2 separate regions of the Homo sapiens genome follow, and region 2 is linked to region 1. The links are chromatin contacts, found by Hi-C or POLR2A ChIA-PET in ENCODE. All regions are on one chromosome and are shown on one strand. Each heading gives the region's core, a stretch centred on a gene start or an enhancer-like site at or near the end of the contact. The rest is flanking DNA. Distances are from core to core; before and after follow the strand shown.

Region 1 (4,828 bases), core at 1,979-4,478:
AGTTCAAGGCTGCAGTGAGGTATGATTGCACCAATGCACTCTAGCCTGGGCAACAGAGCAAGACCTTGCCTCTTAAAAAATAATAATAATAATAATTTAAATAAGTAAAACTTATCTATGGTGTTATAATCAGACTAGTGGTTACCTTGGAGGAGGAGGGATTCTGGTAATAGTCTATTTCTTTATCTGAGTGTTAGTTACACAAAGATGATCAACTTTACAATTTATCTGCTTCTGTGTAAATATATACTGCAATTTTAAACACTTAATGTTTTAAAATCCTCATTTCTAAAGTCCAGGTTGGTGTTATCAGACTCTTTAGAAACTGTATTTTAGCTCTATCAGCACAACTATGGCTCTGGGGACTGGCAATAAGCCTGCAGGTAACAGTGTGAGCATGAGGCTCCTGATTTCTAGGAACCATCTCTTGTCTTCAGAGCTGCCAGGATGGCAGCACAAGGTATTACAACCCCATAAGCCTATGCTTCCCCAAGAGTTACTTGGCTCACCTCAATAGCAAATGGCACATACACTTAAAATCCTTGGGCAGGATGACGAATTAAGCTTGGCTCAGAATATACTCTTGGAGAGCTCTGCATAGATCTAAAACAAACCCAAGTTTTCTGTTCCAGAAACAGTTAAAACTGCAAAGGTGATAAGCTTGCAACTGTGCCTGCCCTGACTTTATCTGCTCCTTTTACTTTGCTGCTCATGGGTCAGCAGTTCAGAGATCTATGCCATTGACTCATTTATTAAGGGACTACTAAGTCCACCAAGACCCATAATCACCTAAAAAAATTAAAACTTGGAAGAAGCAGAAGGGTGACATAATTTGAGATCGCCTTTGCTTCTTCCCCATATTCTCCATCCACAGCAAACACCATCAGGTCTGCGGACTGTTGCTTCTCACTCTTTTGCAGGTTTGTACCTTCTCCCTCACCACTATTTCTACGGAGCCCTAATCATCTCCTGCCTACGTTACTATAATTGCTTTTACCTGGTTTCCAGGTTTTCCAATTCCAATCCAAACAGTACTTTACCGCCAGATAAATTCTCTTAAATATAGATTTTTCTGCCCCAGTTATTCTTTTTTTTTTTTTTTTTGCTAAAGACATGGTCTCTGTTGCCAGGCTAGAGTTCAGTGGCATGATCCTAGTTCACTGAGGCCTCAAACTCCTTGGCTCAAGCAATCCTCCTGCCTCAGCTTCAAATAGCTGAGACTACAGGCACATGCCACCACATCTGGCTTTTATTTTCATTTTTGTAGAGCCTGGGTCTTGCTCTGTTGCCGAGGTTGGGGTTGAACACCTGACTTCAAGTGATCCTCCCACCTTGGCCTCCCAAAATGCTGGGATCACAGGTGGGAGCCTCTGCATTCAGCCTAATTTTTTTTTTTTTTTAGAGACAGAGTGTTGCTGTATCACCCCAGACTGGAGTGCAGTGGAACAATCACAGCTCACTGCAGCCTCAAACCCCTGGGCTCAGGCGATCCTCCCCACTTCAGCCTCCTGAGAAGCTGAGACTATAGGCACATGCCATCACACCGCTCCAATTATTCTAAACCTAGCTTTAATTCTGGAGTGACTAAGCAACTCAGCTATTTGTTGGAGAAATGAGAATTCAATACTCACTAAGTAACTGATATTGCTTAAATTAAGCCCCTGGGATACAATGATGAGTAAGACGGTCCCTAACTTCAAAGAACTGAAGGTGGCCTAGCAGTTACATCCTGTAGTCCTGGCGTACATATAAACAGCCTCAGAAGACCAAAGAGAAAACTAACTCTATCTGAAGGAAAGAAAGCTTCAAAGGGGTGATTTGGGTTTTGAAGAGCAAGGAAGTTTACTAGGAGGATAAGAAGGAAAGCATGCCTGATTCAATGTCACTCGCCATAGGAAGCCACTCCAATCTGAACACTCATGGTCTCATAAGCGAGTACCTAGCCCCATCCTGCATTTGCTTCTGAGACTGCAATTTATAGTTTAACCTTCATGAATTTTCCTACACAGATTACAGTACAGATCAGGTCATTTACATCTTGTGTCTTTGTCTTGTAATCAGTACTACAGAATTTTGCCCTTGGTGCTGTTCTCTGGTCATTTCAGAATGGCAAAAGTTTTAAAATGCAGGCTCTAGGGTCAGGTTCCCCAAGTTTGAATCCAAATGTGCAGCTTGACCTTGGCCTAGTTATTTAATGTGTCACTGTTTCTTCTTGTGCACAAGTGGGGACAGTAAAAGTACCTAACATATTGGGTCATTCTGAGAATTAAATAAAATGTAAAATACATAGTAAACACAATGTCAGGCATGAAGTGTGGGCTGAAAGTCACTGTTCATACGTCATAGATATTAGGCTTCTCTACCCAGAACATCAACTGTCTGGAAAGATGCTCTATCTAGTATGTCTGTATTTTCTACAATATCTACCATGGGCTGGTGGCTCAACTATCTTAAAGACCAAATTCAAGACAGTAAAAGGAACAAGAAAACTGTTGGTATCACTTTCAGTTTCTCAAGAATACTGGTAATTCCTCCAAATTGAAGATACATGTGACTCTTTACATTTTCCCCTTTAAGGGTTCTGACCATAAGCAGACTTCTGCTCACACGCAGATTCAATCTGTGTTGAAAAACAGGAGACTGCTAACACTGAGACTGAAGGTGGATAATAAGGTGCTTTTCCCTAAGATGTAGCAGCTAGAAGGTGGTTTCCTCAAACCCTGATTAAATCTGTAATATGTTACCTAATGGCCTCTAAAACAACCCCCTCTAAGCATAACCTTTTTACAAAATTAATCTTGGGGAATAATGACTATTTTTTAAATTTTTTTTAAATAAAGATGGGGTCTTGCTATGTTGCCCAAGCTAGTCTTAAAACCCCCAGGTTCAAGCAATCCTCCCACCTATGCCTCTCAAAGTTCTGGGATTACAGGCATGGGCCAACATGCCCAGCCAAAAATGACTATTTTTTAAAGACACTTCTATTAAGCTTTTTGCCATCCTTTCCCAGAGCCTCATTTTGTATAATCTACTAGGAGGTGAATCATATGGGTCTCCTATATTCAGGTTCATGGGCTCATAGATACCAAACCTCAACAAAATGAGGACTAGTATCCCAGAGTGCCATTCAAATATCCCTGTGGCATATCTAGAACAGTGTCATTACCCTATTTGCTGTATATAAAGGTTTCGAAGAAAAGTGATTCTATCCCTGCTGCCAACGAAGGTTAAAAAGTATGCAAAACATATCCGGTGTGTTACAACACATGCGATTAGCAAAGATATTCAAACTCATGTAAACTTTCTCTGAAAGCTAACAGGATTACCATAGATGTCTAAACTCTCAGATCATCACTCTCACTTCCCTACACCCTTCACCACTGCAAAAAAAAAAAAAAAAAAAAAAAAAAAAGGAGAGAAAAAAATCTTTGACCTGTAGGCCTGCACACAAGTATGAGATGAAATACTAAGCTTAAAATAACATGCATGGGAACCAGGGCGAGTGACATCTACCTATCCCCCTCCTGAAGTCATTCAGCTCAAAAAGCCAGAAAGCTAGAAAAGTGCATCAAGGAAGCCCCAGTCAGGAGAACGACATTCAGAACAATGCTTCCTCCCATCTCTCCCTCCGGTCACTACTGCTCTTTTGCATCCCAGCCCGTAGATATTTTCCTTTTCCTTTTGTTTTCTGGAGGCACAGGTCTTGCTCTGTCGCCCAGGCTGGAGTACAGTGGCACAAACTCTATCTCCCGGGCTCAAGCTATCCTTCTACCTCAGCCTCCCAAGTAGCTGGGACCACAGCTGCACACCACCACATCCAGCTGATTTTTGTATTTTTTGTAGAGCTGGGGTTTCGCCATGTTGCCCAGGCTGGTCTTAAACTCCAGGGCTCAAGCGATCCGCCTGCCTCAGCCTCCAAAAGTGCTGGGATTAGAGGCACGAGCCACCGCGCCCAGCTGACACTTCCTTTAAAAAAAAAAAAAAAAAGCACAGCATATTGAAGTGGAAATCTCACTTTATTCCTCTATTTAAAAAAAAGAAAAAGTGGTGAAGCCCACTGACCCTCCACAGTCTAGCAGTCAGCAGGGCAATCAGGGAAGCCCAGAGACACTGGATGACTCGCTCAAAGACACACAGCCAGTGAGCAGCCAGCCAGAATCTCAGCCCCAGCCACACCCATGTGAGTTCCTTTCCTTAGCCTGACTGTGATAGGACAGCGTAAGGCCAAGCAGAGGGAAGACCGAGGTACAAATATACATTGATGTAATTCATTCTAAACATTGTGTACAAGAGTTGCAGGAGAAAAAAAAATGTCTTCTACTGAAGCAAACAGACAACCACAGCATGTAACAGGACTGCTAAGGCTGGGCAGGCGCGCCCACCCCTCTATTAACACAATCTGGAACAAAGTCATCCCCTCGCATGAGAAAGGCTTCTTGTTTTCTTGTCTGCAGCTTAGATCTAGACATAACTTTGCACAATATCTTCACACAGACATTTAATATTTGATTAAAACATACACTCTGGCTGCATCTAAACATAATTTTAGTCATTAAAAAGCACTTTTCTGCTTTAATCTAAAACTACCATAAAGTTGATCGATGGCAGAACATTCCTCTATTATTTCTTGGGTTTGCACAAAGTGCCCAGTCAGATTGTCTGTCTCTTCCTCTAATTACTGCTGAGGACCAAGAGTTAGAAGCAAGATGACTGCCGGGTGTCTGGGCCAGGAAGTTCAACTGATCCCACTGTGGCAGTGATAACATGGAAGCAGCATATTTTCTCCCCATGGAGACCAGTTAGAGGAAACATCTTTGTATACAGAGGA
Region 2 (4,745 bases), core at 1,415-3,914, 2.5 Mb after region 1:
GCATAAGAATTGCTTGAACCCGGGAGGCAGAGGTTGCAGTGAGCAGAGATCGTGACACTGCACTCCAGCTTGGGGTAAAGAGCGAGACTCTGTCTCTAAAAACAAAAAACGAAAAACAAAAAACAAACTATATAAAGCAGCTGGGGGCGGTGGCTCACACCTGTAGTCACAGCACTTTGGGAGGCTAAGGTAGGTGGATCACCTGAGGTCAGGAGTTTGAGAGCAGCCTGGGCAACATGGTGAAACCCTGTCTCTACCAAAAATACAAAAATTAGCTGAGTGTGGTGGTGCACACCTGTAATCCCAGCTACTTGGGAGGGTGAGCCATGAGAATTGCTTGAGCCCGGGAGACAGAGGCTGCAGGGAGCCAAGATTGTGCCATTGCACTCCGGCCTGGGTGACAGAGCAAGACTATCTCAACAAATGAATACATAAATAAATACTATGTAAAGCACATCAGAAAGCTAACCTTGACCTTAAGATCATGGGTGTGAAACACTGAACTATAGTGAAATATACTCCACATTTAGGTAGTCCTTTAGAGCTTTTTTATTTTTTCATAATTTTAAAATTTTTAATTTACTGTAGAGACGACGTCTCACTATGTTACCCAGGCTGGTCTTGAGCTCCTGGCCTCAAGTGATCCTCCTGCCTTGGCCTCCCAAAGTGCTGGGGTTACAGGTGTGAGCCACCGCACCTGGCCCTTTAGATCTTTCAAAGCAATTTTACATCAGCAATTCTATCCTCACTTTACAGAGGAAACTGAAGCTCAGAAAGGTGAAGTTAATTGCTCAAGGTCACATAGCAAGGAGTTAATGGCACAAGGCTAGGTCCAATTCAGGCTCTGGCCTGGGATCCCCTCTTCTGGGGGTGATGGGAGGAGGGTCTAGAAAAGATGGGCATCATCCACTTTTCTTTCAACCCAAACTTCATCTGTAAAATGGGACCAACAATCCTCTTCGCAGGGAAGAGCTAAACTGAATGGAGGAAGGGGAGCTTCATCAGGGCTTCCTAACCTGGCCTCTTAGCGGGGGCTTTAGGTGGTAAAATTTTATGACAGCGAGTGCATTCTTGTGGCTTAGACTGCTTGGCTAGGAATCTTGACTTCAGGATCTGTCACTGTGTTTTAACGCCTGAGCCTCAATTCGTTTGTAAAATGGAGCAGTTAGGATTAAAAGAAATAATCAAGGCACCAAGTAGTGTCAGTAGAAGGTAGCTGTTATTTATTGTTCTATTCTGGGGTAAAGGTATCAGATTCTCAAAGGGATTCTTAATCTAGAAAGTTTGCGAAGAGATGGCAAAGGTGTTTGAAAGCTATCAGGAAACCATCCTCGCGTAAAACGAAGCAGCGCTACAGAAGTGGGCTGCCATGGGAATCGGGAGGCCCAGGTTCCACTGCTAACTTGCTGCAGCTTACTGGGTGATCTGTAAATAAAAAGGGAGGTGGCGGTGGTCCGAGCTGGCAGCCGCAATGCAGCCCCAGGTAGATCTAGGGGCAAACGGTAAAGGCGCTCCGAGGAAGGGCGAGCGCGCAGCCTCTGGGAGACTACACCTCCCAGGCTGCCTTGCGCACCGTGCTGCACCCTACGCTAGCACGCGAGCCTCCCCGTTCCCCCACCCTCCAGTTACTGTCTCTCGCGAGAAGACGGGCCGCGCCGGCGATAGCGATTCCGAGCGAGTGGTGGTGGTAGTGGTGGTGGTGGCGGCCGAGACGGCGGCGGCCATTTTGGTGAGGCCTCGGGAGCGGCAGCGGCGGTTCGCTGGGAGTAGCGTCTGCCCTTTTTCCCACCCACCGTCCGCATCTGTGTGCTGCGCGAAGAGGCAGTGGAGGCAAGGCGGTGGCAGTAGCCGCAGTCTCCAGGGGAGTTTAAAGGCCGCGAAGGCGGTGGCCAAGAGGGGGCCCTCCCCCCTCCTAGGCGGGAGGGGGGGTGGTGCGCACGCCCCCGAGGACGCAGGTAAGGAGAGGGAGACAAGATGGCGAACGCCCCACAGTTCCCCCTCCCATGACGGCTGACTGCGCGCGCATCTTTCCGCCACCGCCTCCCCCCCACCTTCCCGGGGTGCTGCGCGCGCACCCTCAGCCGGGGCCCCGGGGCCGGTGCGCGAGGCTGTCGGCGCGCGCCCATAGAGACAGACTGAGGGGGTCAGGCCGGCCGGCGCTGGGCCCCGGCGTGTCTCCTCTCCCTTCCCGCCCTTCTGCGCACGCGTGCCTGAGCGAGCGAGCGAGCGAGCGAGCCCTGAGAGGACGGACCCAGGTGCGCTCCTGCCCGCCCACCAACCCAGTCACCCCTCAGGGGCGCGCGGGAAGAGGAAGGGGGGCGTGGGACGAGTAGTCGGGGCGCGCGCCCACCACATCTAGCCGGGGGACCAGGACCTGGTGGCACGAACCCTCCCTTCTCTCAGCCTTTCGCGGTCGGGTGATGGGGGGGCTCCCTGACGGGCTTGGATGACGAGCTTCCCAGCCCCGCGACCCTTGTGTGCGTGGGCTCGGGTTCTGGCGGGAGCCCCTGGGCCGTGCGCGCAGCCGGCTCGCTCCGCCTCCAGCCGCGCACGCGCGGGCCCCTCCCCCGCCCGGCGCGCACGTTGGGTGGGGTGGGAGTCTGGAGGGGGCGGGGCTATCTCAGGGCTAGTGGCAACTTGGGCAGAGGTCAGGGGTCACGCGAGGTCAGTCCGTCGGGAGGGCTAGGGAGATGGTCACGAAACCTGAAGTCAAGAGTTAAGGCTTGTTGGCTTCTGGTGAGCTCGGGTCTTGGGAACGTGTGGCGGAGTAGGGAGTGAATCAAAGCCGGCACTGTGGTTTAGGAATTTCCTTAAACACTGGGGAAGCATTTCCGGGCCTCCTGCGGGTTCACACTGCCTGTTTCCGGCGCGTGGTTCTTGGCAGTGCGGCCTCTCGCTTTTGACTGCTCCTGAGTCTCCTTTTGCTGTGGTTCTTGTATTTGGGGAAGTGTCTCAAGGCGCAGGTATGGGATATACAGCGCCCTGCCCTGAATCCTGGGCGGATTTTCCTGTGACCAGCCTGTTTGTTGACTCTTCCCGGGAGTTCCACTCTCACTTCTGCGTTCAGCCCTCACTGGAAAGGCCCGCAGGCAGGTAGCACCTTTCTGAGGTTCTGGATGTGACAGCTTTTTTTTGCTGTATTTTTTTTTTGTCTTCCATTCTGTGGTTGGAGCCTTTACACTTAAAATTTTTGAACTTTCTTTCTTCACTCCTTTCCTGCTCCTGCCCCCAGGCAGGATCGTATGTCCCTCCGGAATTCACAAAACATGATTTGCATTTCCCTGAAATGTGAGATTTTCCTACTACTGTAGTTTTTCTGTTTCTAGTCTTTTAACTGATTTGGGTATATTTAAACGTCTCAAAAAACTGGAGTAAATAATACGCTTTGATGGATGTTTCAGGTGTGATTCCCTTCAGTACGGCGGCACCGTGGAAGTGCAGACTTTCACAGGGGGTGTGGTCTCAGCTCACACAGGTGAGGGATCTGCTACCATTTTGTGTGCTGATGCTAATGGGAGAAATGTTTGAGATAAAGCAATTATAGGTCCGTATTGGGGATTTTCACTCTAGAGAAGCATGGGAATGTTTGCATGTGATTTTTCTGTAGAGGGTTTGATTATAGTACAACAACAGAACTGAGGCTGTGGGTTGAGGAAAACGTGGTCAACCTGGCTCTACCAGGAAGAGTAGCAGGTTTTCCTTGGTTTTGGCATCAGACTGTGGATTGAAGCCCTCCTATCACTTTTTTACTGTGTAACCTTCCGCAAATCATAAGGTCTTAACTTCGTAACTTACAAAACAGATTATATTAGAATGTAAGCTACATTTAGGTCGGGAATCCTTTCTGCATGGCTATATCCGTTGTGTGTAGGAGGAAGTCAATATTTGTTATGCTGTGAAAAGCACTTGGTTTTTAAGGTAGGTGTGAGGATTATAGAACACATCAAACAGGTACTAAAAGTATCTTATACATAGTAAGTGCTCAAGAAATGTAACCTGTAATTTCTGTGTTTCTCTTTATTCAGTGTTATTTCTGGTTTTTTAAAAATACTTTTTCATCCCCTTTAACTGCATTTCTGTCTTTTTTTTTTTTTTTAACCCTACTTTAGGTGCTCCAGAGGCTGGTGGACCTGAGCGGAGGCTGGGACGCCCTGGTGGGCCCCGGGCCCTGGAAGGCGGGTCCCGGTGGCCGGTGGCCCAGAATGAGGCCAGCTCCCAGCATGCCCTGCAGCCGGACGCCAGCCCCTCGGCCAGCAGTACTGGTGATAACAACCCAGTCATTCTTCAGGCATCCAAGGGGGAGCCTGGGAGTGGGACCATGCAGAGCAGCCCCTCCCCTGCTCACCCTCAGCTCCCAGTCCTACAGACACAGGTTTGAAAGTGGGAAGAGTTCCTTCTCTGCTTCTGCTTTGTGGATTGTTGAGTGTGAGGCAGAAGAAATGTGGCAGGGGAATATTTGTGGAGAGTTTTGGAGAATCTTTGGTGCTCGGGGGCTGGGCTGTAGTATATCAGGTCTGTTGGATACTCACATTCCATTTAACATTAGTGTAATATTATCTCCAAGAGTGTAAAAGCGCCTCGTTACCTGAAAAAGGTTGAATTAGGCTAGGCTGGAAATGGAGGTCGTGGCACCATGCTTCTAATACCATACGCTTTAAGAATAGTTTAACTTCTATCAGTACTGGAGTAGGATAAGCCTATGGATGGTGTGTAGTGTTCATTCCTTTCTCATACCAAGGAAGGGT

The links. Hi-C counts contacts between places; a loop is a spot of excess contacts on that map. ChIA-PET counts read pairs that join two places held with the same protein, here RNA polymerase II (POLR2A). Pooled maps may share reads with other maps.
Region 2: a pooled map shows a loop between it and region 1 (8-fold over the local background). The contact joins the promoter of SRCAP here to the enhancer-like site in region 1. A Hi-C loop is called at or near these places in 2 of 50 pooled maps. POLR2A ChIA-PET finds 5 or more read pairs at or near these places in 2 of 52 experiments (BJ and activated T-cell).

The regions. Positions count from the first base shown.
Region 1 is chr16:28,185,288-28,190,115 of GRCh38, forward strand. The region is part of intron 1 of XPO6 (exportin 6); the gene reads right to left. Among named protein-coding and RNA genes, the nearest start is that of XPO6, 24 kb to the right of the region's middle. RefSeq lists enhancers at 2,385-2,554, 3,639-3,688 and a silencer at 4,081-4,220. Within about 2 kb of position 3,229, at least 11 of the 41 ENCODE cell types and tissues checked have a DNase peak (open chromatin) inside an H3K27ac peak, as active enhancers do.
Region 2 is chr16:30,696,507-30,701,251 of GRCh38, forward strand. SRCAP (Snf2 related CREBBP activator protein) reads left to right here and starts at 2,665. Exons shown (of 34, transcript NM_006662.3): 1 at 2,665-2,736; 2 at 3,402-3,475; 3 at 4,110-4,372. The coding sequence starts at 4,319. It overlaps LOC730183 (a long non-coding RNA gene), which reads right to left and starts at 2,554. Exons shown (of 2, transcript NR_144637.2): 1 at 2,375-2,554; 2 at 1,201-1,425. RefSeq lists enhancers at 1,476-1,565, 1,596-1,785, 2,442-2,736 and silencers at 1,906-2,315, 2,456-2,685.